Regions from separate parts of the Homo sapiens genome. Here regions 1, 2 and 4 are each linked to region 3. Evidence: chromatin loops called from intact Hi-C (ENCODE). Cell type or tissue: OCI-LY7. All regions are shown on one strand. Links, peaks and the distances in the headings refer to the core of each region. The heading gives the core; the rest is flanking DNA. Region 1 has its middle 220 kb from the start of CDCA7. Region 2 has its middle 7.7 kb from the start of SP9. Region 3 has its middle 91 kb from the start of SP3. Region 4 has its middle 210 kb from the start of SP3.

What was found. Peaks named below come from ENCODE experiments on the same cell type or tissue, not always from the same donor. Only the 100,000 strongest peaks of a DNase experiment are listed, where the experiment ranks them.
Region 1: a loop joins it to region 3, with 8 times the contacts of the local background. A loop is called at or near these places in 9 of 110 quality-filtered maps.
Region 2: a loop joins it to region 3, with 2.3 times the contacts of the local background. A loop is called at or near these places in 41 of 110 quality-filtered maps.
Region 4: it touches region 3 in a loop (2.5-fold over the local background); 3 of 110 quality-filtered maps call a loop at or near these places.

The regions. Positions count from the first base shown.
Region 1 is chr2:173,567,470-173,575,578 of GRCh38, forward strand. It overlaps the pseudogene LOC100129456. Among named protein-coding and RNA genes, the nearest start is that of CDCA7, 220 kb to the left of the region's middle. RefSeq lists a silencer at 5,544-5,603. In OCI-LY7, for the core only: a CTCF peak has its summit at 3,984; a DNase peak (open chromatin) is centred at 4,002.
Region 2 is chr2:174,338,719-174,346,498 of GRCh38, forward strand. No RefSeq gene overlaps it. Among named protein-coding and RNA genes, the nearest start is that of SP9, 7.7 kb to the left of the region's middle. RefSeq lists an enhancer at 1-1,449 and a silencer at 2,863-3,157. In OCI-LY7, for the core only: CTCF peaks have their summits at 2,946 (motif pointing left) and 3,148; DNase peaks (open chromatin) are centred at 2,973 and 4,073; H3K4me3 peaks cover 1,435 bases.
Region 3 is chr2:173,870,351-173,878,459 of GRCh38, forward strand. It overlaps the pseudogene RPL5P7. Among named protein-coding and RNA genes, the nearest start is that of SP3, 91 kb to the right of the region's middle. RefSeq lists a silencer at 4,684-4,813. In OCI-LY7, for the core only: CTCF peaks have their summits at 4,184 (motif pointing right) and 4,385; DNase peaks (open chromatin) are centred at 4,061 and 4,691; H3K4me3 peaks cover 3,102 bases; H3K27ac peaks cover 3,460 bases.
Region 4 is chr2:173,747,644-173,755,752 of GRCh38, forward strand. No RefSeq gene overlaps it. Among named protein-coding and RNA genes, the nearest start is that of SP3, 210 kb to the right of the region's middle. RefSeq lists an enhancer at 1-79. In OCI-LY7, for the core only: CTCF peaks have their summits at 1,923 (motif pointing left) and 4,713 (motif pointing right); a DNase peak (open chromatin) is centred at 4,718.

The sequences.
Region 1 (8,109 bases), core at 1,036-6,035, 300 kb before region 3:
TGCTCCCTCTACAGCTTGCTTAATTGGGTTCTAGCACCGGTTCTCTGATGCAGCCCTCCACTTGCCCGGGCCTGTTGCATCAGTGTGACCTGCCAGCTCTCTCCTCAGACCATCTGATGCTGCTCGGCTCACTGCTCAAGCCTGTCTTCTCAATCTACTTCTTGTGCCTCACATGTTTGCATCCAGAAGGCTTATTTGGCCTCTGGGAGCTGGGCACTTCCTGCTTTTGGGGACAGCTTCTTTCCTAAGAGTCTGAGACTTCACTCCCTGGTGTTTGGTCTCTATCTCTCTAACCAGCTCCTTTGCTCCTCCTCCTCTTCCCAGCCACATTGTGTTGGAAGGCCCCAAGGCACTGAAATTAGCAATACCAGCTTCTCCAGCCACACTCCCTCCCTAGGTGACTGTACCAATGCCACTCTCTAACATGGTTGAACAAGGAAAAAACCCAGGAATCACCCTGACTCCTCTCTTTTTCTTATATCAGGGTTCATTAGGTCCCATCGGCTCTGCTATTGACTTCAGGAGTGGAAACCACACTTGTCTCTTGTCTGAGCCTTTTCATGAGCTGCATTAGGCTGAATATAAGAAAAATCAAGGAAACAACCAGCCCAAGGAATAAAAATGTGGTTGGCACTGATAACATGAAATCTGGGGTGTTGCACATGCTTTCATGTTCTAATTTGCTCAAAATGCTATTGTACCACTGGCGTCTTTGCTCCAGCTAGGGAAGAAAGGGCAAATAAGTAGAGAAGTGACCACTCATGGCACATCCAGTCATTGCCTGTTGCTGCCCCCTGTAGTCCACCCTCGGAGGTATCAATCACAAGAAGGTACTGGCCAAGAGGGCAATGAGGCAGGCCCAGAATCTAGAACAGTGCTGCTAGTATTGGTAGCTAGCAGTCATGCATGGTTACTGAGCACGTGGAATACAGCTACTCCAAATGGAGTTGTGCTATAAACATAAAATGTATGCCAAATTTCAAAGACTTAGGACAACAGCAAAAAAGAATGTAAAAACATCAATAATTTTTTAAGCTGATTATATGTTGAAAAAAGTTTTTGCATATATGGGTTAAATTAAATGTTGTTAGCATTTTATCAAAATTAATTTCACCCTGTTTCATCTTTTTAAATGTGGCTACTAGAAAATTTAAAATTATATAAGCAGCTTGCGGTGTATTTCTATTAGAGAGCACTGGTCTAGAAAGTCCAATAATTGGGGTTTTAAGAAATCTAACAGCGTTTTAAAATTTCAATGATATGTTGTCCGTGAACACTAATTCCTGAGAAGTTTCCATTATTCAAGAAACGTTCAAGGAATGAAAACCCTACATTTGAATAGTCTTCCAAGTCCAGAGCCCTCATAGGGGAACACCTTTGTTCTCTAAGAGTGAATTTAATTTCCTAAACTCTTTGCTCATTTATTCAACAAACATCTATTGAGCACTTACTATGTGTCTGATGCAGCTAGACGGTGATGCATATAGAGGGGAAAATGAAAATCTCCTCATCTCAAGAAGTTTATTACACTGGGGATATAGATACAGAAATAAATATCCAAAAGAATTTTTCCAAATAGGAGGTGTACAAAGAATGAGGAATGTCCATTCACTTGGAGTCAGACCTGATGAATGAAATAGATGATTGAGTTAATGTTCAAAGGAAGGTATGAGTGACTCTACAGGAAGGACACTGATTGTCTTTCACAGCTTCTAAACAAGATGGACCAAAATTGGGAGAAATGGCTGCTCCAGTGTTCGAATAAATGTGTCATTTAGCCTGCTAAGGTGCTCACTTGGAAAGGGACAATGCTTATTTTAGCTTTTAAGTATTCCCATATTTGTACAAATAAAACCCTACACTTTTGTTCTGCTCCAGTGCCTCCTGCTCAGCCCAGAGTTCCCATGAACCAGCTATGCTGGCTCTGGGTGAATGGGAGGGATGACCAGGGATGGAACCTTAGGAGACAGCTGTCAGGGGTTAGGACATCTTGTACAAGATGCTTAGTGGACTGGAAGGGGAACCAGCAACGTCTGCCTCTGTACTTTCTTATTCTCTTAGAGAAATGTGGAAATAATATCCAAGGGTCCTCTCAAAAAACCGAACACCGCATGTTCTCGCTCATAGGTGGGAATTGAACAGTGAGAACACATGGACACAGGAAGGGGAACATCACACACCGGGGCCTGTTGTGGGGTGGGGGGAGGGGGGAGGGATAGCATTAGGAGATATACCTAATGTAAATGACGAGTTAATTGGTGCAGCACACCAACATGGCACATGTTTACACATGTAACAAACCTGCACGTTGTGCACATGTACCCTAAAACTTAAAGTATTAAAAAAAAACACACATGAACTTGCACTGTGAAAAAAAAAATATCCAAGTGTCCTCTAATCTAGGCCATGGCAACCTGTCCTATTGGACAGTTAGGAAATTTCTCTTATCCCAATACTCAGTGTATGAAATTCATTCTACATAGACTCCTACCGTGTGCCTCATAATCAGTTCTATTTAAATTAAAATGTTTTGAAAGAGGAATTACTCTGGTGATTAGGACAGACTAGGGAATGCCTCTGCTCATTTTTATTCCAGTATGAGACACACCTATAACTGAGGGCACTGACCAAATGGGTAAGAGAAAGCAGAACCAAGCTTCATGGCCTGGAATTACAGACTTGTCTGGCTGATGTTCGGTCACACAAACATTTTCTCATACTGGTAAATGTCGACATCACCCAGAGGGTGCTTGGTCAACTCCAGTGCAAACTATTAACCACATTAGAGAAAATAGCCCTGGAGAGGTATCGCTCAACCGTTTTAACTTCAAAAGATGTCATGAGAAGAGCCACAAATTATTATTGCTGACAATTTGTACAATATGTCCCTGGTGAAATGTGTGTGTCCCTACACTGCACCATTTTACATAACAATATGAAATATTAAAAGGGAAAAACGTTTTGTAATAAACAGCAGTTTTGCTGATTGCGGCTGATTATGTTAAGCAGCTTGTACTGTGGGTGTCAGAGGAGACTTAATAGCTCCTATAACTAATCTCCACGACTGACCTCTCCCCTCGGCTGATGAAGCCTATTCAAAAATCTGCTGCCCTTTGCTCATTTTCAGATCTTATATTTCTGAACTGTTTGGATCGTGCATATATTTGCTAAAGTTGTTGTGTACAGGATTTGTGTGTGTGTGTGTGTTTAAAAAAATATACAATCCATGAAGAAAGATTCCTGCCAGGGCTGTCTTATGCATTATTTAAAAAAAGGAACAAACTACACAAACAGTAAAAACAACGCATATTTACAACATTCATATCAGATACTGTGTCATTTATTATAGCTTAAGACCGTTTCTGTATTGAAAGTGTGCGAAGAAATATAGGGCCAACATTTTTTACTCTAACTTTAAAATAAAGGGTAAAGGATGTCTTTCTGGGGAAAAGCGTCATCTGGGCCATTTCATCAGCCTCGATGGCTGGTACTTAGAAGCAAAGTGCTATTCAATCATGAAGCAATTTCATTTTTCTGATAAAAGTTTTTGATTTAAATGGAATTTCATAGAGAACATTTCAGAGTATAGAGAACTCCTCCATCAGTAAGTGCAGATAAACATGTAAGTGCATATGTGTAAGTGTCTATGATTAACAGTTTGCTCTTCCTCTGTTACCCAAATCCAAGGATGTTTACAAAGCCACAGGGGAAATGTGGAGGTTGGTAAGAGCAGCGCTTTAAAGAGCAGAGACGTCAGTCCTCCCCACACTATTCAAATGCAGCCATCCTGGGGAAATAAAACCAAATAAAGACAAAAGAGGGAGGGAAAAAATCAACAATTCAAAAAGTAAAGTGTGTGAATCTGACTTGCTAGAGAAAGGGGTAGACTCAGTACAACAAGGTCACAAAAAGGTGCAGCCTTCGATGAGACAAATACCGGCTGAAGCTGGCTGATAAATATTTCCTGTAGGATCTGAAGCAGGTTGTCACCAGCAAAACAAAAATCCCTAGGGGGCAGTACATAATTAACAATTTGAAGATGTGGCCGCGTGTCATTGTCTCAAAAGGAGCCAGGGAATCCTGCCCCCAAAAGCACAACCCGAGTTCCCATATTAATCTTACTGTTTCCCTATAAACGAATATCAGTGTTTCCCCAGAGGCTCAGAAGACGCCTTTGCTCTGGGCTGGCAAATGTCTCCTGGCTCATGGTGTCATTTTCCTGTGATTTTAAATCAGCATCACCAAACCTGTTCCTCTAGTCTGAGCAAAATCACACAGCATGTTTAGGAAAGCAAACAAGTATTTTTTTCTATTATCAAAGACATGAATAAAATCGGGACTGAGAGAAGAAATCTATTTACACAGGGTGCCTGAACGAGTGTTTAAAGACTTTTAGAACAGTGACTCTCTAAAAACAACTGACCTTCAACTAAATTGCACCCACACACCAGAACAAAAACTCGGGAGAGATTAACAGAAGTCATAGAGAAGTTTTGGCGTGGTTTAAATATTTCTTCGGTTTATTTCAAGACAGGTTGGAGTTTGGAAGGAGGAAGAGGTTAATTGCCAGAGGTTAATAGAACAAGGAAATACTGAACTTAATCTTGGGGTGGTTCTGGCATTCACTTAAGAGAAGTCAGCAATATTTCCCAGGGGGTAGATCCAGGACAATGCCAATTTCGAGTTTGTTCTGCTGCTGAACCTTGGAAGCAGTGTGGACTACTGCTCAGAGCAACAAATTTGGAGACAGGAGACCTGGGCCACATTCCCACCTGTGACTGAAAGTGGGTGCTCCTTGGGAAGTTTCTCAGATTCTCTGTGTCTTGGTTCCTTCAATTGCAAACTGAGTTCAGATCACTTGCCACCTGCCTACCTAATCAGAATATTGTGAGGGTTAATGAGATTGCACTTGCAAGGTGATTGCCTCATCATATAACTCCAAAGTATTATTATTCATCATAAAGACACAGCTGCAATATTGTATATTGTTACATACCAGATGCCATGTTTCTATTTTTAGCAACCTAGAAATGACAGTGTCTTAGAATTATACAGTGGGAGGGGCCTGGCAATATTACCTGCCCCAAGCTCTGTTCTGGGTCAGGTGGGTGTCTAACCAACCAAAGATGGCTGGCTGTTCAGTCTCACTTTATGTCTAAAGGAGGAAACTCTTCAGCTCGCCTTTCAGAGGAAATTCCAGTGTTATCATTCTGATGGTCAAGAGTTATTGCTTAAGTCTGAATTCTCCCTTCTGTTTTAATTAAAATAATCTTTTTCATTTATTAATATGTATGTGGGTCTCCTTCATGTAGTGATCTTGAGGGGCAGAAACCATGTCCTATGCATTTTTATATTCTTTAAGTCACTTCCTGGTAAGGCAGTACCTAGTAAACACTCAAGAAATGCACTTTGGATTGAATTCAGTTGTTTGTAACTATGTGGGCAGAAAGAAAAACACTGATAGCACATTTCATACTAAGAGCATGGGTCCTGCAGTCCTAGCCCCCTGGAGGCTCAGGCTGGAGGATGACATAAATACAGTTCTGGGCTAACAGGTGGTGTGGCTATGGTGTATGTGCCCACATTTGGAAAGGAAGTTGCACTTCAACTTTCTTTTCCCTAAGACTTTCAAAAAGCCCTGTGGTTTGTGCTATGGCCTGAGTGTTTGTGTCACCTCAAAATTGATATGTTAGAATGCTAATCCCCAAGGTGATGGTAGTAGCAGGTGGGGCCTTTGGGAGGTAATTAGGTCATGACGTTGGAGCCTCTATGAATGGAATTAGTGCCCTTATAAGAAGACACGAGAGAGCTTGCTTCCACTCTCTCTCTCTGCTTTCTGCCCATATGAGGATGGCACGAGAAGACAGCCATCTGCAAACCAGGAAGCAGGCCCCAAACACCAGATCTTCTGGAGCCTTTTGGACTTCCCAGTCTCCAGACTGTGAGAAATAAGTTTCTACTGTTTATAAGCCATCTGGTTTATGGCATTTTGTTACAGTAGTCCAAACAGACTAGCACAGTTTACCCACTAGTGTTTTATGCTCTTAGATACAGTGATTAATGAAAGCTTCAATCAAATTTTCCTGGTTTTCAATGCTGTCTGGTCTATAATTACTATATTAATTCAACCCTATCTCCCATTCTTCCCTCTTTTTTTAAACTTTTATTTTAGGTTCAGGGGTATATGTGCAGGCTTGTTATATAAGTAAGTTGTGTGTCACAGGGGATTGGTGTATAGATCATTTTATCATCCAGGTAATAAACATAGTATATGATAGGTAGTTTTTCAATCTTCACCCTTCTCCCACCCTCTCACCCTCAAGTAGCCCCAGTGTCTGTTATCCTCTTCTTTGTGTGCATATGTCCTCAATGTTTAGCTACCACTTATTAGTGAGAACATGTGGTATTTGGTTTTCCGTTCCTGTGTTAGTTTGCTTAGGATAATGGCCTCCAGCTCCATCCATGTTGCTGCAAAGGACATGACTTTGTTCTTTTTTACGGCTGTGTAGTATTCCATGTTGTATACGTACCACATTTTCTTTATCCTGTCTACCATTGATAGGCATTCAGGTTGATTCCATGTCTTTGTTATTGTGAATAGGGCTGCAATAAACATTCATATGCCTGTGTCTTTATGGTAGAATGATTTATATTCCTTTGGGTATATACCAAATAATGGGATTGCTGGGTAGAATGGTAGTTCTGTTTTAAGCTCTTTGATAAATCTCCCAAATGCTTTCCACAATGCCAGTGCCCATTTTTTTAAAAGATGGGCATAACATTTGTTCACTTTTCGACTGAAAAGGAACCTCTGTCCTTCATAGTTTAAAAGAAAAATTCCACAAGCTCGAGTTCTACCTGCATGCCATTAGGGCTGGCTCCCTTACATGCAACTGGCTTTCACAGATTCTCTGTAAGCTTTTGGCCCCTGCTCTAGTATGGCTTTAACTTTTCCTATACAACTGAATGTTGATTGTTTTACAGTTCACATCTGATATTTTTCTGGAGAGACTCGTAGACACATGATGACCTCACTTTTATTGTCCTCTGGAGCATTCCTTCCTGTCGTGGAAATTGGCTTAGGCCTCCCCCTCCACCAGTGCTGGGTCCAGGTCTTGCTCTGCTGCTGCTGAAGCAGCTTCTGTAACACTTGGACCCCAAGAGGCAAGAGGCCCAAGGAGATGGGCAAAGGCATTGGGGCTCAGAATATTAAGGTCTGGGTTTGAAGGATGTTTTTGTTTGTTTTGGTACCTTCTATATTCCTTGCCAGTTCCATCCTCCTTTCAGCAGTAGTACTCTTCATTTCCGTTATACACTCTTCTATTTCTTTATAAACATCTTGAGTACTCTGGCTTAATTTCCTCCATTTTATACATTTCCATTTGCCCTTCGGCTCTCAGTGAAACCCTAAGATGACTCAGCTTGTTTCCTGACTAATTGGCTTCCACACTGCTAGAGTTTTTTATTAACTTGCAAAACTACCCTTTTGAATGGTAGTGCTGGATTACTTGGTGTGATGGCAAACTTTATGTGTCAACCTAGCTAGGCCATGGTACCCATATATTAGATTGGCCAAACACCAGTCTATATGTTGGCATGAAGACATTTTGTAGATGTGATTAACATTTAAATCAGTGGGCTAGATTTTTACAGACTGCCTCATGGAATTTCTTGTAGTTCTTCTTGTCTTCTGCCAGCTCAGAGAACAGCTCAAGGCACTTCTTAACAATGTTTGTTTGAATGACTTTTAAGATTTTGCTCTGCTTAAGCATTTCTCGAGAGATGTTGAGGGGCAGATACTGAGAGTCAACCAAACCATGAATAAAATTGAGAAACTCTTGTGTCAACTCATCACAGCTGTCCATGATGAACACACGATGGACAGCTTGATGTTGTTCTTTTTCTTCTTGTTCTCAAAGAGGTCAAAGGGAGCCCGTTGAGGGATGAGTAGCAATGCTCTAAATTCCAACTGACCTTCTACAGAGAAATGCTTGACTGCCAAGTGGTCTTCCCAGTTATTGGTGAGACTCTTGTAAAATTCTCCATATTTCTCCTGGGTGACATCATGAGGGTTTCTGGTCCAGATGAACTTGGCCTTGTTTAGCTCTT
Region 2 (7,780 bases), core at 1-5,000, 470 kb after region 3:
TATTACTTAATGTGAAGGCTCTCAAAAGGTGACATTTTAAAACTCTGGAGCGCCTAAAAAATGCAAAGGTCCTTGGCAGCTTTAATTGGGGAGGTGCCTAAACCTCTGGGAGGGGTCAGAGAAAACTCTGGTGGGTTTGTTTGTTTTTAAAAAGTGATTTAAAAACAACTGTGAAAGGAAAACGCTTAAAAAAAAAGAAGTCTTTTAGCTCCCAAGGCCCTGTATGTTGGAAGGCAACTCAAGGGAATAAATCGCTAGAGTCAATACCCCGGAAAAGACATTTCATGCCTAAATGAAAATCTTGTTAAATGTTATTAATTTTGACTTAGAGCACACAGCAGCCCCCTGTGCCTTGTATTCCCTTATTAGGGATTCATGTCTTATCAAATATCTAATTAATCTCCTAGACATCATTTGTTCTGGCCAACTTTATCTCAGCTGGTCCGCGGGGAAAACTCCAAATATTCTCTGTGACAAAGCTCCCTTGAAGATCTTTTTAATTGTCTAAATTAACTGCACCAAATTTGCATGTCAAACGGTAAAGGGCAACCTGAGATAAAATGTAAACGTTTTAAAAAGCCCCCAAACTAAGCACTTGATTTGATAACTAGGCTTTTTAATGTTATGGAAGACAACTGCTCCTTTCCTTTTCAAAGACGGCTGATCTATGCAAATAGTGAATTGGAAATGCCTAGGTCCCCGCGCCGTCAAATGGCCCTCGCAGGTTATTTGAATATCAGTGGCGCTGCTTCTGAAAAGGTTCAAGGATGCTCTCTGACTTCTTTGTGATTACTCAGTGCGGCGTCTTATTCTGAAGAAAAAAACTCAGGAATAATTAAAGGCTGGGATCAGGCCTGGGAACACATTTGGGACAGGAATCTCATTTAGACAGTCTCTTTCAAAATAAGGCACAGTTAAATTGACCAGAAGGCAATTATTGAAATGAAAATTATTTTCACTCTCTTTGTCTTCTGACCACCAACTTAACAGCCCCAGTTTAAAAGAGGGAGAAAAGAGGGAGAGACAAAAAGAAAATTGGTAAATGAGATAATTTCGCAATTCGAAAAAAATGTTAATTTAGAAAATAAAGTACATATTTACAGAATAAAAATATTTCTAAAAGATTTCCCACACAAGAGGAAATACAAGCGAAGTCAGCACCAACATATTTTTTTTTTCCATTTTTGATTACTGTCCGCCTTGGGAATTTGAGCGAAGATTTTGATTTTTAGGAAAGAAAAAATAAATTCTTGTTATTAACAATCAGCAAAATGTTTTCTCGGAAACTGTTCTGAAACACCAAGTCGCAAAGTAGCGATAAAACAGAACGAAGGTCCCCAGCAGGGAGTTTGCAGCGTGACATTCAATGGCTTCTTCCTTCTCCTTCTTGAGCTCCCCGCGGCCAGGCTGCCCCGCTCTTCTTACTCGAGTTTTTCTTCACTTTGGCCATTTTCTCTCCCCGATCAAGCTGTTCATAACCGGGAGCCCCCCACTCCCTAAGCGCCTCTGGTCGGGGGATGGTCTTCCGGAGAGCCGGCTGGCAGGGACGCGTTTTCCGGAGGGGCTTCGGGCCGGGGCACTGGAGGCCCAGAGGGTGCCTGGCGCGTTTGGGGGCCGCGGGCTGGCGGCGCGGAGTAGAGGGTGTGGTGGGTCTCCCCAGGAACGCGGGCGCCCGGGCGTCGGGCCCAGGGAGCTTTGTTTCTCGTTGATAATAAAGGCAGATCAAAGGGCCCGGTCGTGCAGGTCCCGCTGGCCGCGCGGCTCCCTCCGCAGGCCAGTGATCAAGGCCTGTGTGCGCTGCCTCTGCCCCGCGGGTCAGCGGACGTCCATCACCCAGGCTCCCGGGAGCGGCGGGCGGCGGCCCCGGACCGAGCGTCCAGCCGGGAGACAGCAGTCCGCGGAACCTGAGCCCAGAGGCAGCGGGGCCCCGGGGCCCCGGCCGAAGCCAACAGGCGAAAACAGGGCCTAGGCCCCCTGCCCGGCCTCCCCCAAGCCCTAGGCGCCCCTGGGGGCGCGGGGAACCTTGACCTGAGCGGGTGGCGACCGGCCGGCCGGTGATGACCAAATTGGAGACAGCGCGCGTGGGAGGCGAGATCCCGCCAGTTACAACACGAGTTCGGTCCCCAATTGCGGTGGGGCCTCGCCTCCCCAGGGCCACCTCGGGGCCCCAGAGGCCTGTGCCTTTCCGGCTCAGGGGCCAGAAGGAGCTGGAGGCGGTGGTCAGGGGCCCAAGCTCAGAGGCGGGTAGCGGCCTGGAGGTCGGTGGGGGCGGGGGACGCGGCCTGGGGGCCCAGAGTCTCGCCCGGGCCCGGTAAGGGCAGTGCGATTTCGAGTCCCCCGGTTTCCCTGGCATTTCCTGTCCCATAGCTTCCAGCGCAACAGAGGAACGAAAAGCAAGTTTTCCTCGGCCCTGCGCCCACCCAGCCACGATCCGCACCATCCTCCAGCGTTTCCTTTTCTGACACCAGTTTTCTGCCCTTGGAATGAATTGGATTCTACCTGATGAGGAAAAAGAAAAAGAAAAGAAAGAGATTTTCTTTCCTCGAGGAGGGAAACAACATTATTTTGACTAGATTAGATTGTGCACCTGAATGGTGCGTCTGGACTTTCCGTCAAATCGTTACAAGTCGTGTAAAATTGAATTTCTTTTTATTCGGATGGAAACTTTATTTATTTTAACTCTAATCTTATTTGCATCTATTATCTGTATTCACTAAGGCTCTCTTCCACTACAAAAATGCAGATGAAGTAAATCTCACATAAATCCCGCCCATTTGTGTAATTGGTATACTAAGTGTTTATTTTAAGTGAGAATAATTTAGCTACAAATTTTCTTAAGGAATAACATTCTTAACACATTAAAAAAACTGAAAACTCTGATTTGCTTTTATGTTTGACAGTAGCTCTTGATTCCCATAAGAGGAGCTTAGCTAGTGCGGCTCGCTGGCGCCACCTAGAGCTCCGAGGCGGAAAGGCCGTCGCCTGCCCGGCTCGCGGCTGTCAGCGCGTGGAGACCGGCTTTTGCCGCGAGCAGCAGCAACCAAGAGGATCCTGCGAAGAAACGCGACAGTTTGCGTTCCAGCGGGGAACGAGCCCTGCTATTGGGGGTGGGGAGCACTACATGGCAGTGGCTTTTGGGCAAAAGGGTCGTTTCTGGAACGTGCTAACTGAAAATCCAAACAAAACAAAATAACGACCGGTTGGCCCTGGTCTTAGAATTGTCCATTTAACATCCTTTTCAAGGCAACTTCAGGGTCTTCCAACTTAAGAGTTGAGAGGGCTGAAGCGTTGTCGGCGGCGACGTGGACCCCAGGATGTGGGGATCCAGCTGTGGACGCAGACCCCTCTGACTCTGCATCCGTGGCTCCCGGCCCGCGAGGCCCGCGTGGACTACCCGGGGCCCGGCTGGAACCAGGCCGATTCAAACAGGCCACCAAACCATCCCACCCCCCTACCCCCTCGTGGGCAATCAGGGAGGCAAGGGACCCGCCGCTTTCGCAGCCCCAACCCGAGGCGGGCCGGAGCAGCCTTCTGCATTGCCTTCGTCCTCCGGCGGACACCCCAGCCCGAGTGGGGCGCGGGGGGCGGCTGGGCAGGCAGGAGCCGGGCCGGTCGCGCAGGGCCCCCGAGGGCGGCGAGAAGCCCCCAAATTCCCCGCTCGAGGCCTCCCCAAAGGGTGCGCACACCCTCCTGGAGCAAACCGACCCCTTTTGTCCTCTCCTTTTCCCTTTGAAACCCAAATCTGAAATCGGGTAACAGTTGGGGGCGTTGGCCGATTTTCTCTCCTCTCAGCGTATCGTCCTCCCCCTGCCGCCCCTTTCCCTCCTCTTCCAGTCCACTATCTCCCCGACCCCAGCCCGTCTTCATACTGCGTGGAGTGACTTCCTCCTCCTCCATTTTTGTGCCCCCCACCCCCAGCGCGTATTTATTGTATTTTAATTTAAAAAGCGACACCTTCAAACCCTGCGCCCGAGGCGGCGGAGGCGCCGTCACCCGCAGCCGCGAGAGCCCGGCCAAGGCGCCTGGGTGCCGGGCTCCCTGAACTCGCGCCGGGGAGAAGCAGTGCGTTTCCGGGGACTCGCAGCCACCTTTGCGGCGGGTAACTCGGCTGGGTTTGTATTTGCTGTTTTAATACAAACCCCGCCGCACTGCCTATTTCAAAGATGTGCTAATTACTACTTGGATAGCAGGGCGCAAAGTCCTTGTCCATTTCCCAGTACAAAGTAGGTTGCTAGAAAATTTGAAATTGCCTTTCAGCCTAAAGCTGCCTTACCTGAATGTCATAATTACAGTAATTATGTACATCCAAATTACATGCTAATTAAATTAGAATCAAATCGTTCTAAATCGAAATCAAATGAGGTAGTGAAGAATTAATCAATGACAACATAAATAGAGAGCTTCCTTCAGAGATATTTATTGTAACGATACAAGGAGGAATTTGATCTGAAAAAGTCACCTGTTTGTTTACTTTCAAATTAGTAATCAGTTATTATCGCTTCTCCATAATTTTAACCGTTCAGTGTTATTTACCCCCCACCCTTCCCAGACGCTGGAGTGTATAGAAATATGTATGAGGTAAATACATACAGACATGCCTCCCCCATATATTGTTGATGTAAATATAGACTGTGTGTTTGCATCTCCAGTTAAGGAAAGGGTTTCAGAATGTCCGTGGGGACACGTCCCTCCAGGGCCGGCTGTCGAGGACCCGGAAAACCACAGCCCCTAAGAGTTCCAGATTTTCCAAGACCCTTATACTCTCTTCCTGTAGAATTTCATACTGGGGGTTTTGCATTGTTTTGCAGGCATGTAACCATTTCTGGGTGATTCATTTATCTATAAAGGAAATGCAAAGTGGCAGGGTGTCTGCCCCAGTCCGCATTCTGCTTGCAGATTGCTGACGAAAGTTGATATCTTCATGTTTGTCCCAGGAGCTTCATAAAGCGCCCTCTTCACCTGTGGAGCCCGAGCGACCAGAAAAATTCGCTCGCTTTCCTAACTGCTGAAGGCGAGTCCGGCCCGCGCGGGGGACTGCGCCCGAGGCCCGGCAAGCTTAGGCGGGGACTAGCAGGGCCCTCGGCGGGCGGGCCCCCAGCGAAAAGGCCTGAGAATTGCTTCTGGGGGGTGGCTTGGGCCAACGGGGGCGAGGGAGCCGCGCAGAGGGCAGGCCCCGACCCTTCCCCGCCGCACCTTGTGGGTCGGGTGTTGGGCGGCCTCCTGGCGCGGGAGGCGCATCTGCTAGGAAGGGTGTGCGCTCCCCCCTTCTCGGCCTCCCCATTTCGGTTTGGGGTGTTTTCGCAAGGTTGCCAGACGGTGCATCCAGAAGGAAACCACCAGAGCACGCAGGGGGGCGTCGCCTCAGGATGGGAAGGGGCGACCTCAGCCAGGATTCATCCCATCACCCTACTCCACCCCCATTCCGGCTTCCTTTAGGTTTAGGGCGACGTCCTCCTGGGAAGCCCTGCTCTGTCAACCCAGGAGCCCTCGGACCTCCACTTCTGTCCACCCCCTCGCGAAGCCCTTCAAGCCCAAGGGACTGGAGAAAGGCGGCTCCGGGGCAGCTCGGGCCGGAGGGTGCGTTTCTTTTCATTCCAGGCAGCTCTCCGCGTTCGTCCCGCACATCTTCGTCATTACTGCTACATTCTGGGCATTCTGGGGGTGATAAGTGTGGCGTGAAGGGAGGAGAAAGGGGAAGGTGCTGTGGAGTTACCTCTTCCTTTTCCATTAGCAGGAACCGGGTTTTAGGAGCCTCGATCAGGTAGGAGAGCTTTCAGAGGCCCCCGCTTTCCCAAACCTTAGTTTCCCCGGTCTGACTTGTTCCTCACAACTTTTTAAAGGTCTTTCTCCTTTTTGATCAGAGAATGCTCCCAAGGCCTGCAGGTATTGCATGCTTTTATCTCTTTTCAAGAAATGATAACTATAGCAGAGCTTTTCTTTTTCAGAAAACCTAAATAAGATTTTTAAATATCCTTCAGCTGCTGAAGCTAAAAATGCTACTTTCTTCCTGGTCTTACGTCCGGAGTGTGGAGTTGCGGCCCTCCAGAGCTACCTCCACCAGCGTCTTGGCCCAGTGGTCATTAGGTAAGGAGAAGAGTGAAATGGCTCAGGTGGATTTTGAACTCTGAGCTTCAATGCCAAAGCATACGAAATGTTCAGTGATTAAAACTGGGAAACGCCTGCTCCCAGCAGCGTGGAATGATTTGATTCACTATCAGCAAGCAGTCTCATGGAAGAACAGCAAGAAAGGTCTCTTCAAGCCTTTCAGATGAAAAGCTTTCTTAAGATTACAGCCCTATGGTTCAAAACAAGATCTCCGCTTCACAATGCAAGGTAAGCAGACCTGCCACTATGCTGCAGAAACCTCTGCCCATTTTGGCCTTTATTAAAATAAATTATGACTAATTTACCACAGAGACGTTCAGATAAACAAGTTCTAACCTAGCAACTTGGTATTTCCTGATTATTTATAAATCGACAGCACCTCCTACAGGAATTAATTTGTTAGTGTTATGTTAAATGTTAGGTTAGGGGAAAAGTCCCTGCGAAGGCAGAGGGAGAAATGCCTCCAAAATGTGTCCTATGCCTCGTGCAGTTCCAGGCTCATGGATAAATAAGAAACTTGTAAGTGTGCCAAGATTTTAAAGGAACTTCTCTATTAAGGGTAAGAATGACAAATTTCACCAGGCTGGTTTTCTAAAAAATATCCCCGTTGAGGACTTTTGTTTGGGTTCTTAAGTCGTAGATTTATTAAACGTGGAGGATTCTTCTTAGGCTTTAGGTACGTAGAGGAATCTCTACACGTACTAGACATCCCTTTTATTATGAGGTTCATCTTATGAGGTTCATCTCCTTGGTCTCTACCTTATATTTCAAAACAAAAGTAGAATTACATGTCCAATATTTTTATTTTAAAAAATTATTTTCCATCATTAGGGTATGTGGAACACATTAACTGAGCCTCTTTAAAGCTATTTGTTATCATGGTATGATTTTGTGTGAAAATGCCTCTCTTCCGTTTTTAAGTTTACAGTTAGAATGGTAGTTCGTTAGGGCTTTTGAGCACCCTTGGGTGACCAAGGCTGAAAGCCAAACAAAATGAACATCTTCCATAACTACATGGAAATTTTTTCTCAGAATTAGATGGTTAAAAATATTGGAGATTTTGGCAGTACTTTATAGTTTCTCAATCCTAACAATAAGGATAATTAAATCAGAGACTAAAAAAAATCTCATGGCCACTTTATAAAAAGTGGACCACATTGGCCAGGCATGGTGGTTCACGCCTATAATCCCAGCACTTTGGGAGGTTGAGGCAGGCAGATTGCTTGAATTCAGGAGTTCAAGACCAGCCTGAGCAACATAGCAAGATCTCATCTGCATTAAAAAAGTGGACCACGGTTTGTGAGTCAAATGAAAAAAGTGTAAGAAATAACGTTTTAAATTCATTTTTAATTTTAGGATGCATTTCAGCATTTCTCTTCATGAACACTGTATTGCTTCAGAAACCCTTTAAGGTAGTAAGTATTGCATAGGTTTTGACATTATAAAAATTATAAAGTCTAAAAAGGCATAAGGTAGAAAATAATCACTGCAACACTGATGAACTCAAGGTGTAAATTAGCAGTGTTTACCAATTTCAAATGCATGCTTTTTTTTAAGTGAAGAAGGGATCTTTGAGGTGCGCTGTAAGTTATTTAACAATACTGTGGAAGGAATTCAAGTTCCTCCCCGCCCCACCCCCACCCTGCGTCTTAAAAATCTAAATAATCAAGGGTTG
Region 3 (8,109 bases), core at 1,142-6,141:
GAGCACCAGTACTTTGATCTTAATCAAAGGCTGCCTGGTATTGCAATTTAATTTTTGCATGCCTATGTCTGGGACCTTTCTGTGGTCAGCAGTACCCAACACAATGCCTAGCACAATGCCAAGGCACAGCAGAGGCTCCATAAATACGTGATGCATGAATGCATACATGAACAGAATGCTTTCTACATGGGTTGGCATTTCTAGTCTTCAGGAATTGAGGTGTATGTCAGACCTGAGTCTAAAGACAGCAGATTTTGGCTCAACTCTGTTGGTTCTTCCTATAACAAATTGTCTCTTGGATCTGGAGAAGCTAAGATCAGCATATGGAGATAGAAAGAAACCCCATGTAGAGATGGCATGGAGTTATGGCCAGGCATAGGGTGGGGACAGAGAAAGGAGATGAGCCAGCATCCCAAATCCTGCTCCAGGAAGCCAGTGACCAGCATTCTGTCCCTGGTCAATCACTAAAAAGCAGGTTCTGTAATACAGTGAAAGTCATCTAAATTCCCAAGCCCAAGAAAATTCATAGACATCTACCAATGTGTATACAGATTCCCACCTCTCCATCAGCAGAACATTTCCTGCAGGGGTTAGAAAGCATCTATTTGAAGGTCTAAGAAACAGACCTATTTTCAGCCTAGCACAAGACTTCCCAACCCAGGAGAAAAATCACCTGCAGGCCTGAGGGCTGCTGGAATAATCAGAGCAATGTGGCCAGGGCCATCAAGACCACTGGCAGGTGACCCTCAGAATTAGGGACCAGCTATCCCCTCTCCCTTGACACATTGGACACCTAAGCATTCCCTATTCCAGAAACCAGCTTGACTAGAAGAAGGTGGAAGAGGGAGAAACTCCCAAAGATTGAATATTGACCAATAAGTGCCTGAGCTAACTGCTTTAAACCAGAAAATATTGAGGTATATGTCTTTAGCTTTCAAATATAAATTCTTCCCCAGCCTCCAAACCATTTGTTGAATAGGGTTCAAAAATAAGTTGAGATCAATTACATTCTGTTTTTTTAAAGGCCTACAATACTGGCCAATATTCAGCAAGAGATTTATTGCTTTGCCTAACTCATTTCATGCCATCCACTGGAAGACCCAATAGTAATGTCTAGAGCTTGAGTTTGGGATGAAAAGAAGGGAAAGTCCTATGATATGAGGAAAGAACACTTGCAGCATTGCTCTACTAATATATTCACTTTAGCCTTTTGTTTTTCTCTGCTTCGTCAATACGTTTATTGTCTTATCTGAAAAATACTCATAGAAAATTGTTAAGTTTAGCACTCAGCAGATCTCAGAGCTCCTGAGCTCTAAGGAAGCCTGCCTGCTTTTGAGCTACCTGATCATTCTTCTGGGCAGGGGACAGTCTGGGGGACAGGTCCCACCTCTTCTTTTTAGCCTCTTTCTTGGGCTTCTCAGAGAGTGAAGTCTCTCCTACAGCAGCATGAGCTCCTCCACCAAGTCTGGAGTTATGCAGTTCTTTATGTATTGTGAGAACCGTTTCCTATAAGGATCTTCATCTTCTATTAGGTGATGCCTATAATCTGCAACATTCTGTCCTGTGATGTGCTTCTAATGCACTTGTGCATTAAATTCCTTGCTTTCAGAATCATATCCAGGGAATTGTTTGGTACTTTGTGGGATAGACAAGCCTCCATCCACAGCTTCCATGGCCCCAAAAACTTTACTGTCAGTGGTGGTTCTGGCAAGGCCTGCATCCAAATAGTAGGTGAAGGCATCAGGCTGACCATCAATGCTCTCCACATCGTATTCATCTCCAGTCACCTCCTCTTGGCCTTCCTAGATGGCGTCCATGCCAAACGTGTGGAGAAGCCTGCAGGCCAGGACGACGTGCTGAAGCATAATTTGTCAGGCCAGGCTTCACACCATATTTTGGTACTTTGTGTGCATAAGGTGCACGGACATTCATATCCCCTTGCATACAGGCATAAGCAATCTGACAAATGATAACTCTGTTAGGAGTTACATGAACTATCATCCTGGATTTGGACGTGTACTTATTTTCATCCTGTATTACCAAGCGTTTCCAAGCATAGTAATCAGTTTTACCCCCTCATCTACTAAATTTCACTTGGTATCGTTTAAAGTAGGCCTATTCCTGACAACTGTACCAAATGCCATCCTGAGGAACAGAGACCTATGTCTGAAGCTCGACACAGACCTGCGGGCCCAATATCACTAGGGGTGTTGTGGGGAGCTTTTTTTCCTTTGAATTACCATCTAAACCACTGTCAACTCTAAATACGAACATTTGTTTTTCTAACCTAGGCTTGTGTGTCTGGTTCCTCACTTGGTATTGTTTTAAGGTATTGGTTCCAGGCCCCCTGACAATAAGAACCAAAAGATGCCTGGTGACCAGATAGTCCAGGCGCCTTTCTTGGAGAGGCCAATTCAGCAGGCTAGAGTGGGACCCAAGAATCTTGGGTTATTAACAAGTGCCCAGGGAGGGTTGAGAAACACCGCTTTAAGGCGGTGGTTCTCAAAGTGTGGTCCTTGGGCCCACAGCAACAACATTTCCAGGGAACTGGTTACAAATGCACCACCTCAAACCTGTTAAACCAGAAAATCTGGGCGTGGGACTCAGTAACCTGGGTTTACAAAAGCCTTTCAGGGAATTCTTACATGCTTTAAAGTTTGAGAACCACTGCCTTCAGGAAATGATAAACAGGCAGTAAATAACAATTTATTAACTTAAACCATTCATTCATCGGTCCACAGCCCACCCACACCAAAAGACTCAGCAAGAATCTCTCCAGTGTCCTGGTGCCCCTCTGGTGTTAGGTGGCTGTGACCATGGTTCTAGACTCAGCCACACATTTAGAATCACCTGGGGAGCTTTTAATGCTCCTGCTGCCCAGACAGCACCCCACACCCATCAAATCAGAACCTCTGAGCGTGAGAACCAGGCATCTGCACTTGCTTAAGCTACCCAGGTGATTCCGATGTGCCGACCAGTTTGGGAACCACTGTCAGAGCACCTAACAAAGCCTCTGAAATCAGACTTGCCAGAAAAGATAACAATTACAAGACACAGACAAGTAAGGGGGTAGGAGAGCATAGAGAAGGCCCAGCAGGGAGCTTCCTTCATTTATTCACTACTGTGCTTCAAAAGAAGTGTTTAGAAGCAAGGGAAGACATGTAGGAAGCTATCTTTTACAGGATAAAAAGACTAGAAAGGTTTCCCGGAAGTCACTGGGGAATTTGGAACACGCCCTCATTCTCCTGAACATGCCCCAAGACTCAAGAAGTGGATAGGTTGGAGCAGGAAGGATAAAAGTTCTCAACTGCCCCTCCTGACCCTTCCTGAACACACTTGAGCACTACCAGCCCTTTAATTCACTTCTCCTGCCCTAATGGAGATTGGCAAACAGTGGCTGAGAGCACAACTGGGTCCCAGGTTGCAGGATGATCATGAAGATGATAGTGAGAAAGACAGTGGGGGAAGGGGAAGGAAGAGGAGAAGGAAGAGGAGGGAGCTCACCTTCCTGTGAGGTTCCCATATGCTAAGCCCAGGGCCTCAGTCATTTTCTTCTTTAACTTCACACAGCATCTCCATTTGGCAGTGGATGATCTGAGGCCAGAGGACTTGCCCCAGGTCATTTCTGTGAGTGACAAAAGCACTCTCCAATAGAGACAATGAAGCCTCAAAGGAATCAAGGATGTGGGGGGCAAGCAGGAAAGAGACTCTGAGAGGGGAGACACATGAGGCCCCTGGGCGGGGCCCACAGCATAGGGAGACCGTGCAGAAGTCAGCCTTACCATCTACTTTAATCCAGGGGTGAGGTTCTGGATCGTGGGGCAGGAATGGAGGCTTCCTGTGGCATCCAGAGCAGCTGGGGTGAGGGAGAGCGCACGGGAAGCGGGCCTGTGGCAGTGGCCACGTACTGACATACATGGATGGATTTCCACATCCAGACAACCAATGTAGCTACATCAGTGTGTGTCAGCGAAAGGTGAGCCCTGGTTTCACCTGGTGCGGATATAGAGCAGAAGGTTTTTTGTGGTTTCAGAGATATCTTTTAAAAGCCCTTTGGCATCTTCCTTAAGCCTCGTTCTTAATGAGGTCCCAGATGTCTCAACTGGGCCACAAGCACTAGCATGTCTAACTGCATCCGTGAAGGTGGGTCCCCCTCCCCTCCACCAGAGGGCCCATCCTGGGGGCTCTTTTCGAAAGCCAGTGCATATAATTGTTGCATAGGAAGAACCTGATGGGTACCGTGGTAGGGAGAGCAGGGGAGAAATTCCTAAAACATTACACAAATTTATCTCAAATTTCCCATCTGAGCTGGAAGAAATGCCCCAAAATATAACCCACAGGAGCAGCTCTTTGCTTCAATGTTGCAAGTTTTCAGTTAGACAGGAAAGTCTCAGCTTAGGCAACTTGAGAGCAAACCTCATTCAGTGAAGAGGCCCACAAGGTCAGAAGATTGGGACCTGGCTGGGAGTCTCAGGAGAATACAGTGAAAAGAAATCACAAGGTTGCTGCTTCAATGATGTAAATTGAATTGTGGAATAAACATTCATAAAGAAAAATATGGACTGATATATACTGTCAGGCAATATTATGACAAGCATTTTGCACAGATTTAAGGAAATCAGAGCACAAGAAAGGGGAAGCACCCAAGCCAATGCCTGCCTATGCCAGGCAAAGGGTGAAGCATGATCAGCCAAGCATCCAACCACCAGTTCACAGTTACAGGGTAAAGTGAAAACTAAGCTGTTTGGTTGTGGAATGGACCTAGCACTACACAGATCCCAATCACTGACACAGCATTTACAGTAATAACAGCCAACAATTACAGAACGCTCAAAAGTCCTTTGAGAAGCAGTCAAATGAAACTCACAGCATCTGCTGTGGGAAAAATGTTGAGGATATTGTCCACTGTATCACCCAGGTCCCCACAGGAAAGACCCCATTAAAAAATTTCTTCTTTTTTTTTTTTATTGAAAGCTGAGACGAGCTTTACTTCCCTTGAGGAAACAGTCTGGTCTGTTTTGTCATTCCTGAGCACGAAAATGATGTCCTAACTGTTCATTTCTCTTTTTTCTTTTTTTGAAACGGAGTCTCACTCTGTCTCCGAGGCTGGAGTGCAGTGGTGCAATCTTGGCTCACTGCAACCTCTGCCTCCCGGGTTCAAGCGATTCTTCTGCCTCAGCCTCCTGAGTAGCTGGGGCTACAGACTTGCACCACCATGCCCAGCTAATTTTTGTATTTTTAGTAGAGATGGGGTTTCACCATATTGGCCAGGCTGGTCTCGAACTCATGACTTCATGATCCGCCCACCTCGGCCTCCTAAAGTGCTGGGATTACAGGCATGAGCCACCACGCCCTGCCTCTCTCTCTCTCTCTCTCTCTGTCTCTCATTTTTTAAAGCTTCGGGTAGCTCACAAACTCAAAATTCAAATATAGCAGAGGTCTTGATCGCCTATACCACTCATCTCAAAACCATTTTTTAATCTCACCGTCCCCATAGGGAAAAATTTAAGGATAACTCCCTACTAGATGTATATTTATTTATTTATTTATAAATCATATACATGGTCAGGCATGGTGGCTCATGCCTGTAATGGCGGCACTTTGGGAGGCTGAAGCAGGTGGATCCCTCGCATCCAGAAGTTTGACACCAGCCTGGGTAACATAACAAGATCCCATCTCTACAAAAAAAATTAAAAATTAGCTGGGCATGGTGGCACATGCCTGTAGTCTCAGCTATTTGAGAGGCTGAGGAGGGAGCATCACTTGAGCCTGAGAGGTTGAGGCTGCAATGAGCTATGATTGTGCCACTGCAGAGTGAGACCTTGTCCCTAAATAAATAAATAAATGAAATACATGTACATCTATTATTACCCAATATTTTAAAGTGTAATATACACAGAGGCCAAGGCTTGTTGTCAATGACTGAGGATATAAATCCATATTTCAAAGGGTCTTCTAGGGGCCGGGCATGGTGGCTCACACCTGTAATCCCAGCACTTTGGGAGGCCGAGGTGGGTGGATCACCTGACGTCAGGAGTTCGAGACCAGCCTGGCCAACATGGCGAACCCTGACTCTACTAAAAATACAAAAATTAGCCGGGCGTGGTGGCAGATGCCTGTAGTCCCAGTTACTCAGGAGGCTGAGGTAGGAGAATCATTTGAACCCGGGAGGCAGGGGTTGCAGTGAGCCAAGATCATGCCATTGCACTCCAGCCTGGGCAACAAGAGTGAAACTATCTCAAAAAAAAAGAAAAAAAAAGCGTCTTCTAATAATTTCAAATTGTTTTAATTTCTTCTTTCACACCTAGCTAGTTTGGACTGTCATTGCGTTTACTTCTAATGAGGCTAACAAAGAACTTGTCTGAGTAGTAGGAGAAGCACCAGCTTTGCTATTTTCTTATTTGCTTGAATATAATGCTAGCATGTGAAGTAAAAGAAGCAGTTTCTGTGCAGAAGTATAAGTTTCAGCCGCTATCCTCCTTCTGTGAGGATTCACATAAACATGAAGAGTATAAGCTGCAAACCCATGGAACCAGACACAGGTGACATTAAATCAAGACCCAAAGGAAGTGACGGAGCCAGCTAGACAGTTATCTAGGGGAAGAGCGTTGCAGGCAGAGTCAACACCCAGTGGAAAAGCCCTGGGGCAGGAGTGTGCCTGGCTTGTGCAAGGAACAAGGAGCCCCAAGTGGCTGGAGAGAAATGAACGAGAGGAGTTGGAGAGGAGCTCAGAGACTTCACGCAAGTCCAGATCCCGCTGGGCCTCACAGACCATTGTAAAGATTTTTGCTTTGGCTATGAGTGAGAAGGCAAGCATGAGTGTACTGCAGGATACCACAGCCTGCCGAGAGCAGCCAAACAAGGGAGGTGGCCCTGCCTGCCTCCCTGTGGTGTGGAGCTCCTGCCCCGCGTTCCTCAGGGCCCTGTGGCTTCCCTTGGTGTCGTGGGCTGGTAGAGTGAAGCATATGCCAGTTTCCATGTTAAATATGACTAAATCTTCATGCCTCTCCTTTTAGGATGAAGAGTGACTGGCTAAACATACCTAAACATTCTAGTATTAGCATATGTTTTTTCCCATACCACAGTTGATTCTGAGGATACACACTACTTTGGAACTCACCTATTTGTCCCTCTATCCATTTTTACCTTTTCCTGGTCCTGACTCGTGTTTTTTTCCTTGCCCTCACTCTTGAATTTTATTTATAGTAACCATTATTTTTGCCTGGGTTCTCATTAAACCCTTTATGGGATAGAAGTACATATTTCTACATGTTGTGAACAGAATGGATGCAAGAAACTGAATGAGGCCTCCCATTCTCAATGTCCATCTTGTTATCTTGCCTAATCACACATTTGGGAACCTGTAAGTTTGGGATTCTTCCATGAGCCTTTATCTGCAAACATTTCAAGGTCATGTTCAGAGGAATAAATGAAACATGATTATCCACTACAACATGATTATCAACTGAGGAATAAATGTAACATGATTATCAACCAGCATTGATTATCAACTGAAACTGAAATACCTAGACTTTAACAAGATGTTAAGTATGTATCAAAACAAAGATTAAGGCCAGGTGCAGTGACTCCCACTTGTAACACCAGCAATTTGAGAGGCCCAGGCAGGCACATAGCTTGAGCTCAGGAGTTTGAGACCAGCCTGGGCAATAGAGGGAGACCCCCGTCTCTTCAAAAATTACAAAAATTAGCCGGGCATGGTGGCATGTGCCTGTAGTCCCAGCTACTCAGGAGGCTGAGGTGGGAAGATGGCTTGAGCCCAGGTGATGGAGATGGCAGTGAGCCGAGATCATGCCACTGCCCTCCAGCCTGGGCAACAGAGTGAGACCCCATCTCAAAAAAAAAAAAGTGCAAAAAACAAAATAAGGATTAAGACCAGGGACAAAATTAGGATTAGGATTAGATTTGGGTGACAAAAACCCTTAGAAAACAGTGACTTTAATGTACCTGGTTTTATTCATACTTGTACAAAAATGTCCAGAGGAAGGGTCTCTATGGTTAGTCTGGACACTCCATGAAATTATGTGGGGTGCAGGCACCTTCCAGTTGTTCCCAGGATGTGATCCTCATCCCTGGGATTTAAGGTGGCAG
Region 4 (8,109 bases), core at 1,891-6,890, 120 kb before region 3:
CTAATTACTTTGTTGTGAGCACAAATAAGAATTACTTTCTTCAAAAATTCTAACTAAATAAATTACTCCAGTCAAAAAGATGTACTCAATTAATTCTTTATTAAGGGCGTTGTAAAATCTAAGTGATTGTTCCAGAGAAGTTAGGCAGTGCCAGGAAAATATTTATCACTTAGCTTAGTAATTATTTACTTAGAAAAAGTTCAAAAAAGGCCGGGCGCAGTGGCTCACACCTGTAATCCCAGCACTTTGGGAGACCAAGGTGGGCGGATCACGAGGTCAGGAGTTCGAGACCAGCCAGGCCGACATGGTGAAACCCTGCGTCTACTAAAAATACAAAAATTTAGCAAAAATTTAGCTGGGCATGGTGGGTGCCTGTAATCCCGGCTACTCAAGAGGCTGAGGCAGGAGAATTGCTTGAACCCAGGAGGTGGAGGTTGCAGTGATCTTAGATCACGCCATTGCACTCCAGCCCAGGTGACAGTGGGAGACTCTGTCAAAAAAAAAAAAAAAAAAAAGAAAAGAAAAGAAAAGAAAAAATAAAAAGTTCTAAAAGTTAAAAAAAAAACTCCAGGCTGGAGCAAGCTGGCAGCCTCTGCCAAGGCAGGCATTCATCTTTTGCCCGTTGGGTTGGGGGCTACCTGGAGGGTCTCAGGGAGTGGCCTGAGGGGGCCACACGGGGGCCTTGGGGGAAGGACTTGCTTCTGACAGGTGAGCAAATATTTCAGTATTGTAACTAGCATAGCTATGCCAGTGTATATGCCAGATGAACGAGGGGCCTAAATAGATAGGTCACATTTGGCTGTTTCATTAAAGATCCCCCGATGTCCTCCACATTCTTATGCATGAGATCATGGGTTCCCCGGAACACAGACTACTGGGGGCTTTGCCCACTGGAGAGATTACTGAAGAAACTAAATGCACACATAAGCCACCTTCCTTAGATATGTTATCTGAGCAAACATAAAACAATCTTAAAAATCATAATATACTCTACAGATTCTTGACTCTCCAGCTAGCAGTGAATAAATGTTCATTTTTTCAGCCTAATTGTTTTCGGACCACTGACTAGAATTACAGCATGAAAAGGCCACTGTCATGTTCAGTATACATTTTTAATAGACATCTTTAAACATTTAGACAAAATATTATTTTTAAATGGCAATTCTTTAACTGGTAAATGTAATTATCTAACTTTATAAAGAAAAAAAAACCTGACAATCAAAATATTCTGTCACTGCTTTAACGAAACACCTAAAATATCTTTTCAGCAAATGAAATGATTCTTTATTTTACGCTTTTAAAAATGCATTAGAATAATTGCTCTGCAACAAATCACCCTCTCTGCTCCGAGCTTGGCTGCCACATTCCTCTCATGTCCATCAATTGTGCACATTGTCATGATACCCTGATGATCACCAGGGGTGAGTCCCCCTAACAGTATGTTTATAAGAGTATTCGGTTGAGCAATCTGCAAAATAATTGTATTTCAATGGAGATATTATACTGTGAAAAAAATCTATTACATGTCAAGTGCCAGATGAAGCAGTTATAGAACCAAGACACATTTATTGGTGCTTTTAATCAACGCAAATAACTTTGCAAGCTGATCATTCCATTGTTTTCTTGTGATTTTAATTTGCTTCTTTAATAACAGAAATATACTTTTCAACTAACAGTCATCACTTGACTTCTGAATGAACAAAACACTAGATTTTTTTTTAATATTCTGGGTCATATCTCTGTATGATTGGAATCTGTTTTCCCAAAGTCCTAGGGCAAAAAAAAAAGTACAGAAGGTAGTGTCCTTACAAAGGTTGTCCAGAAGTCCACATTTTCCTTAAGTCCAAAGAGAGACTAAGGGACCCTTAACCCCATCTGCTGGTGGCAGAAGAGTTGAGGAATTTTTGCTCCAGTGCATTTTATGTGTTCCTCTGTAAAGTTTAATGTTCAAGCAGGTTTTTTGCAGCCTTTGTATTAAATACAACGTGCTTTCTTTCAGCATGTGGGTCATCACCACCACAATGGAGGGTGCTGTAAACTACCTTTTGGGACTAAATTTCAAAACGTACATTTGTATTTCCAGAAAATGTTGAGTATATAAAGCAATCACTCTTTTAAACCTGAACACGTAATAGAAAGCCATAGACTTTCACCGTGACTTGCGATGACCTTGGCAAACCTGACTATGAGCTCTTTGACCTACAATATTGATGAATTCCTCAGGAGAACAAGAGCTCACATTTCCTGAAGGCTGAGTGTGTGCCGGCTTCTGCTTTAAGTGCTCTATAAGCATTCACTCCCATCATACAACAATCCTTTGAGATAAGTCCTATGGTTATCCCAATTTCCTGATGAGGAAACTAAGACGACAGAGATTACACAACTTGCCCAGTCACCCAAACAATTTCCTGAGGTGTCCCCGCTAGATGCTCAACAGTTGTTTGCTGACAGCAACAAACCTGCTTAAGAGAATCTTCTTGTACCAAAAAAAAAAAAAAAACATTTTAAGGTCTTGTCCATGTCTCCACTGCCCACCCAATCTGAATGATGGTTAAAGTCACTCGCTTGGGAAAGTCCAGCATATCATGAAGTTATAGGGAGCTGGAGCTCCCGGGGTCTCTGGGCATCCTTTGTTCTATAGCTCAACAAGCCCTAGCCCTCGGGAAAGTTTTGAATAGCATCCCTTCCTCTTTCTGCCTTTAATCTTATTTGCAGAAAAAATTCATTTGAAATCCCATCCAAACCTCACAGTAGGATTTCCCTTTTAAATATCTGCCTGCCTGTTTTCCAAGCAGGAAGTGTGGCTAATCACAACATTGTAATTGGAAGAGCCCATAGAGGGCTCTCAGCGCCTGTGCTTAGCTCTGGTTACATTCCGCGTTCCTTGAGGCCTCAAGCAAGTGAGGTCTGCCACCAGGAGGGTGCTTCATCTCCACTGTGCCCCCAAACCTGGCCCCGCAGGGCATAGAGAGGAAAGAGGGGTGTCCTGGCTCTGGCCACCCCAGGTTACAGCCTCGGACTCTGCCGTTAGCCATACCCTCTCCACCTCCTGCTCCCAGCCTGCAGCCACGCAGCTCTGCCCACTCATTATCATTAAGCCTGAGCCATCTGAAAGGGACTAATTATCACAGCCCCAGCCCACAGTGCAGTGCAGATCTTGGAAAGGACAGTGCTGACAAGAAGCCTTTCCAGAACAAAGAAAGTCAAACAGATGCTAGACCCCGAGGAACAGCCACCTTATGAGTGGTAGAGGGGTGTGTGTGTGTGTGTACATGTGTGAGAGAGTGTGTGTATGTGACAGAAAGAACAGGTGTGAGTGTGTCTGTGAGAGACCATGTGTGAGAGTGTGTATGTGTGAGTGTGAATAGTGTGAGAGAACATGTGTGAGGGGGGTATGTGTGAGACAGAACTTGTGTGAGTGTGTGTGTGAGAGAGTGTGTGTGTGAGAAAACATGTGTGAAAGTGTGTGTGAGTGTGAGAAAGCATGTGTGCATGTGTAAGACAGGCAGCGGGTATGTGTATGTACACACACCGTGCACAGTATGTGAGCCTGTGGATGCATTAAGTCTGGAGAGGAGGACGTTTTTTGCTGGAGAAATCATTGAAGTTTAGATCAGGAAGCGTCTTGGATCTCAAGAACTGTCTCAGGATTCCAAGAGTTGTGTCTCTTTATAACTATAATATTGAGCACTGATTATGTGCCAGACTGTAGAAAGTATTTCACATGAATCCCAGCATACACCCTATGAACTATGTATACTATTATCTCCACTTTACAGATGAGGAAACAGAGACTCAGAGAGGTTAGGTCATTTCCTCAGTGTCACACAGCTAATTAATGATGGAGCTAAGGGTTGAATCGAGCAGTCTGATGACAGAGTAGTGCTCTAAACGCAATGTTAATGCTTCATCTTATTCCTAATATTAAAGATGCTGTGTGCACTAATTACCACCATTTTCACCCCTGGATCCGAATATTCACACCCATTTCCACAATAGCACAGGGTCTGGGCCAGAGGTTCTTAGATGTTGGTGAACATAAAACCACTTGGGGAGCTTGTTGGAACCCAGAGTCTCAGCTACATCTCGGTGATTCTGATTCCTTTTGTCTGAGGACCTAGGAATGTGCGTCTTCGACAAGCATTCCAGCCTGCAGTGAATTGCAGTGCTGAGATCACAGAGGTGTCTCTATCCTTGTTGAACACAGTGTCTCCCCGCCTCACCATTTCCAGCACTCTCTTGCTAGGGTCAGTGATGTGAAAGCACAAGACCAAAGCGGAGAGGTTGTCTTTTCCTCCAAGAAATTTGTTTTTATGATCCTAAAATTGAGGGAAAAAATAATCTATTTCATAGACTCCCTAAATATACCAAAAATAAAAAGCGAGCCAATTTATTTCAAGAGACTTTAAGTTCTGTGAGAGCAGGCATGGTGCCTGGCACTTACTAGACATGCAATTAAATATGTGTGAAATATTTGGAGATTCTATGAGTATGTGTGTAGTATTCGGAGATCCTATGAATGAATGCAGAACAAAACCAATCTACTCAGAATTTTTGGCATTTCTACTAATAAAGAAACTTGAAATCTTTAAAGCAGAGTTTCTCAATCACACTATTGATATTTTGGGCCTGATCATTCTTCATTGTGAGGATCTTCTGTGCATTGCAGGATGTAGAGCAGCATCCCTGGCCTCTACCCACTAGGTGCCAGTAGCAATCCCTCCCTGCCCAAAGTCAAGGCAACCTAAAATACCTCCAGGCGTTGCCCCATTTCACTGGGTGGCAAAATCACCCCTGGCTGAGAACCACTCATGTAAATAAAGCAAAAGTATTGAATATTTAATTCAGCTTCAAAAATTTCTGATACTTTCAGATATTATGTCCACTAACTAACATTCTAGCCTTCCCCCAAAGAAGTTTTTGTTTTTTTTTAATGGTCATAGAATTTCAGAAAACTTTGCATCTCTTTTCAGGAAACTTTTCTAACATGCTTTTGAAAAGAGATTAAAAGGGATAAAAAGTCTCAAATTTCAGAATACCAGGAATAGAATGCATATCGTAAGAGTTTTTAGAGAGGAAAAAAATACAGTATATATAAAAGAAAAGAAATTGGAATAATATAGGCCTTCTTCTAGATGCTAGAAGACGTACACAAATATTTTCAAAATTCTGAGGTAAAGTTATTTTCCATCTAGAATTGTATACTCAGTCCAGTATTCAATCAAATATGAGATCTGAATAAATTTATACTTGGACTTGCAAATAATCAAAAAATTTACCTCCGGCCAGGCACAGTGGCTTATGCCTGTAATCCCAGCACTTTGGGAGGCCAAGGCAGGTGATCACAAGGTTGAGACCAGCCTGGCCAATATGGTGAAACCACGTCTCTACTAAAAATACAAAAATTAGCCAGGCATAGTGGCAGGTGCATGTAGTCCCAGCTACTCGGAAGGCTGAGGCAGAAGAATCGCTTGAACCCGGGAGGTGGAGGTTGCAGTGAGCCAAGACTGAGCCACTGCCCTCCACCCTGGGTGACAGAGAGAGACTCCGTCTAAAAAAAAAAATTTACTTCCATATGCCCTTTCTTACAAAGCTCCTGAAAGATATCCTTCCACAAATGGAGAGATTCAACCAAAAAGAAACGTGAGCTCCAGGGAAGAGGATATCTGACATGGACAGAGGATGTAGACGTCCCCCACACCCAAATAGCAACCCCGTCCAAATCTGAGAGAGGGTGAGGACTCTGCGACAGGAGTCTGTGGGAGGAAAAATAGAGATGATCAAGTGTTTGCAACTGGACAAATCATTGATAGACATTGATTGACAGATGTGTTAGTAAATTTGGAGAAATCGTAATGATATGTATTTAGAACTGAGCAAGTGAAAAAGGGCAATTATTTACCTCAGAAATAATTGAGGAAAATAATTCAGAAATAAATGAGGAAAATGATTATGTTACACATTTTGACTGGGCAGTGAACAAGATTTGCACAGTCATAGCAATGTAAACACTGACTTTTTTTTTTTGAGACATTCTCATTCTGTCACCCAGGCAAGAGTGCAGCAGCACGATCTCAGCTCACTGCAACCTCAACCTCACAGGTTCAAGCAATGCTCATGCCTCAGCCTCCCGAATAGCTGGGACTACAGCCGCCCACCACCATGCCCGGCTAACTTTTGTATTTTTTGTAGAGACAGGGTTTCGCTGTGTTGGCCAGGCTGGTCTCGAACTCCTGGCCTCAAGTGATCCACCCACCTTGGCCTCCCAGAGTGCTGGGATTACAGGTGTGAGCCACTGCACCCAGGAACACTGACTATGAATTGAATTAAAATCATGATTAAGTATATACTATGGCTTGAATGCGTCCATTCCAAATTCACGTTGAAACTTATTGCCACTGTGGTGTTATGAAGAGGTGACGCCTTTTGAGAAGTGATTAAGTCATGAGGCCCTTGTGAATGGACTAGTGCCTTATAAAAGGGCTGGAGGGAACTAGCTTAGGCCCTTTTCTGCTCCTTCTCTCCTCCACCGTGTGAAGACACCTAGACAGCATCCTCTATGAGGAACAGCCCCTAAACCTGCTGGCACTTTGATCTTGAATTTCCCAGCCTCCAGAACTGTGAGAAATAAATCTCTATTGTTTATGAATCACCCTGTCTCAGGTACTTTGTTCTAGTAGACCAGCTAAGACAAAATATCCAAAGAATGTTGGTAAGAGAAGAGGGAGGGGGGGTAAGAGAGCTAAATTATTACCTAACACACCAAAAGTCCATAGAGAAGGACTAAAGCATGAAGTCACGTATGTGCATATTATTTGGAAACAGTATGTGCCAGTCAATGCCAGAAGAAAGGATTAAGAGAGTTGAAAGCGGTTGCCTCTGGAGAAAAAGACTCGAAATGGGGGGAGGGGAGTGAAGGACCACTGCTGTTTGTTAGAGGCTTTTTTCTCCCTGTTGTTTAACTGTGTGCACGTGTTACCTTCGTAAAAGCAAAGGCCATCTTAGAGATCTAATAAATGACAAACTGTATAGACATGACTCTGGTACCTGGAGCACAGTGAGTGCACTGACACCAGTAGCTGGGAGGACTATTATTACGGATGCCCCAGTGGCACTTGCCATGTGCCTGCTCCTGCCATCCAGTGAACGGCTGGCTCCCTCTCTCCTGCTCCCTCTGTCCATGCAGAATCGAGTGTTCATATTAGGAACGACATCGGTGCATTGTTTGTGGGGCTTTCTCTCCATTTTCACTTCCATCACCTACTAGCCTTCTTGCTGCCATTTGCTTCAGGGCTTTCCTGCCCCTCTGCCTGGAACGCCTGCCTCCCTGATGCTGCCTCCCAGACATGCTTATCTCTTCCCTCTTCAGCCTCTCTTGACATTTTCTCCTAGCAGAGGCCTTCCCTTGCCATCCCACCTAAAAATAGCAACTTCAACCCTCTACTCTCTCCCCTTGCCCTACTTTAGTTCATTTCTAGCACTTATCACTGCCTGAAATATCTGTTTACCTGCCAACTCCCTCTCTCTCAATTGATTATAAACTCCAAGAGGCAAGGACTTTGACTTTGCTGATATATTCCCAGCACTAGAACTATGCCTGGTGCACAGTAAGAACTAAATAGCTATTTGTTAAGTAGATGGATGATTGAATGGGTAGAAAGATGGATGAATGAATAAATGAATCATTTAATACTCTCATGGTATGAATTGGGTCTCAGCCTAGAGCTTGTGCAGTTCTAGGGTTAATTTTCAGGTGGCCTCAGATTATTTCCAGAGACTGTTTCCTCTGTCCCTGTATCTACCGCACCTATCAAAGCCTGTCCTTCCCCCACTCTTTCCCTCTACTTCCGTATATTTCTTCTAAGTGCAGGTCTCCATGTCTGAGGAAGGAACCTACTGTGAGCTTCTTCAGTTGATAGGTTTCAGCATGTATTTTGCATAGTGAAATGGCTTTTTTTTTTTTTTTTGAGACGGAATCTTGCTCTGCCACCGAGGCTGGAGTGCAGTGGCGCCATCCTAGCTCACTGCAATCTCCACCTCCAGGGTTCCAGCAATTCTCCTGCCTCAGCCTCTGGAGTAGCCGGGATTACAGGTGCCCGCCACCACACC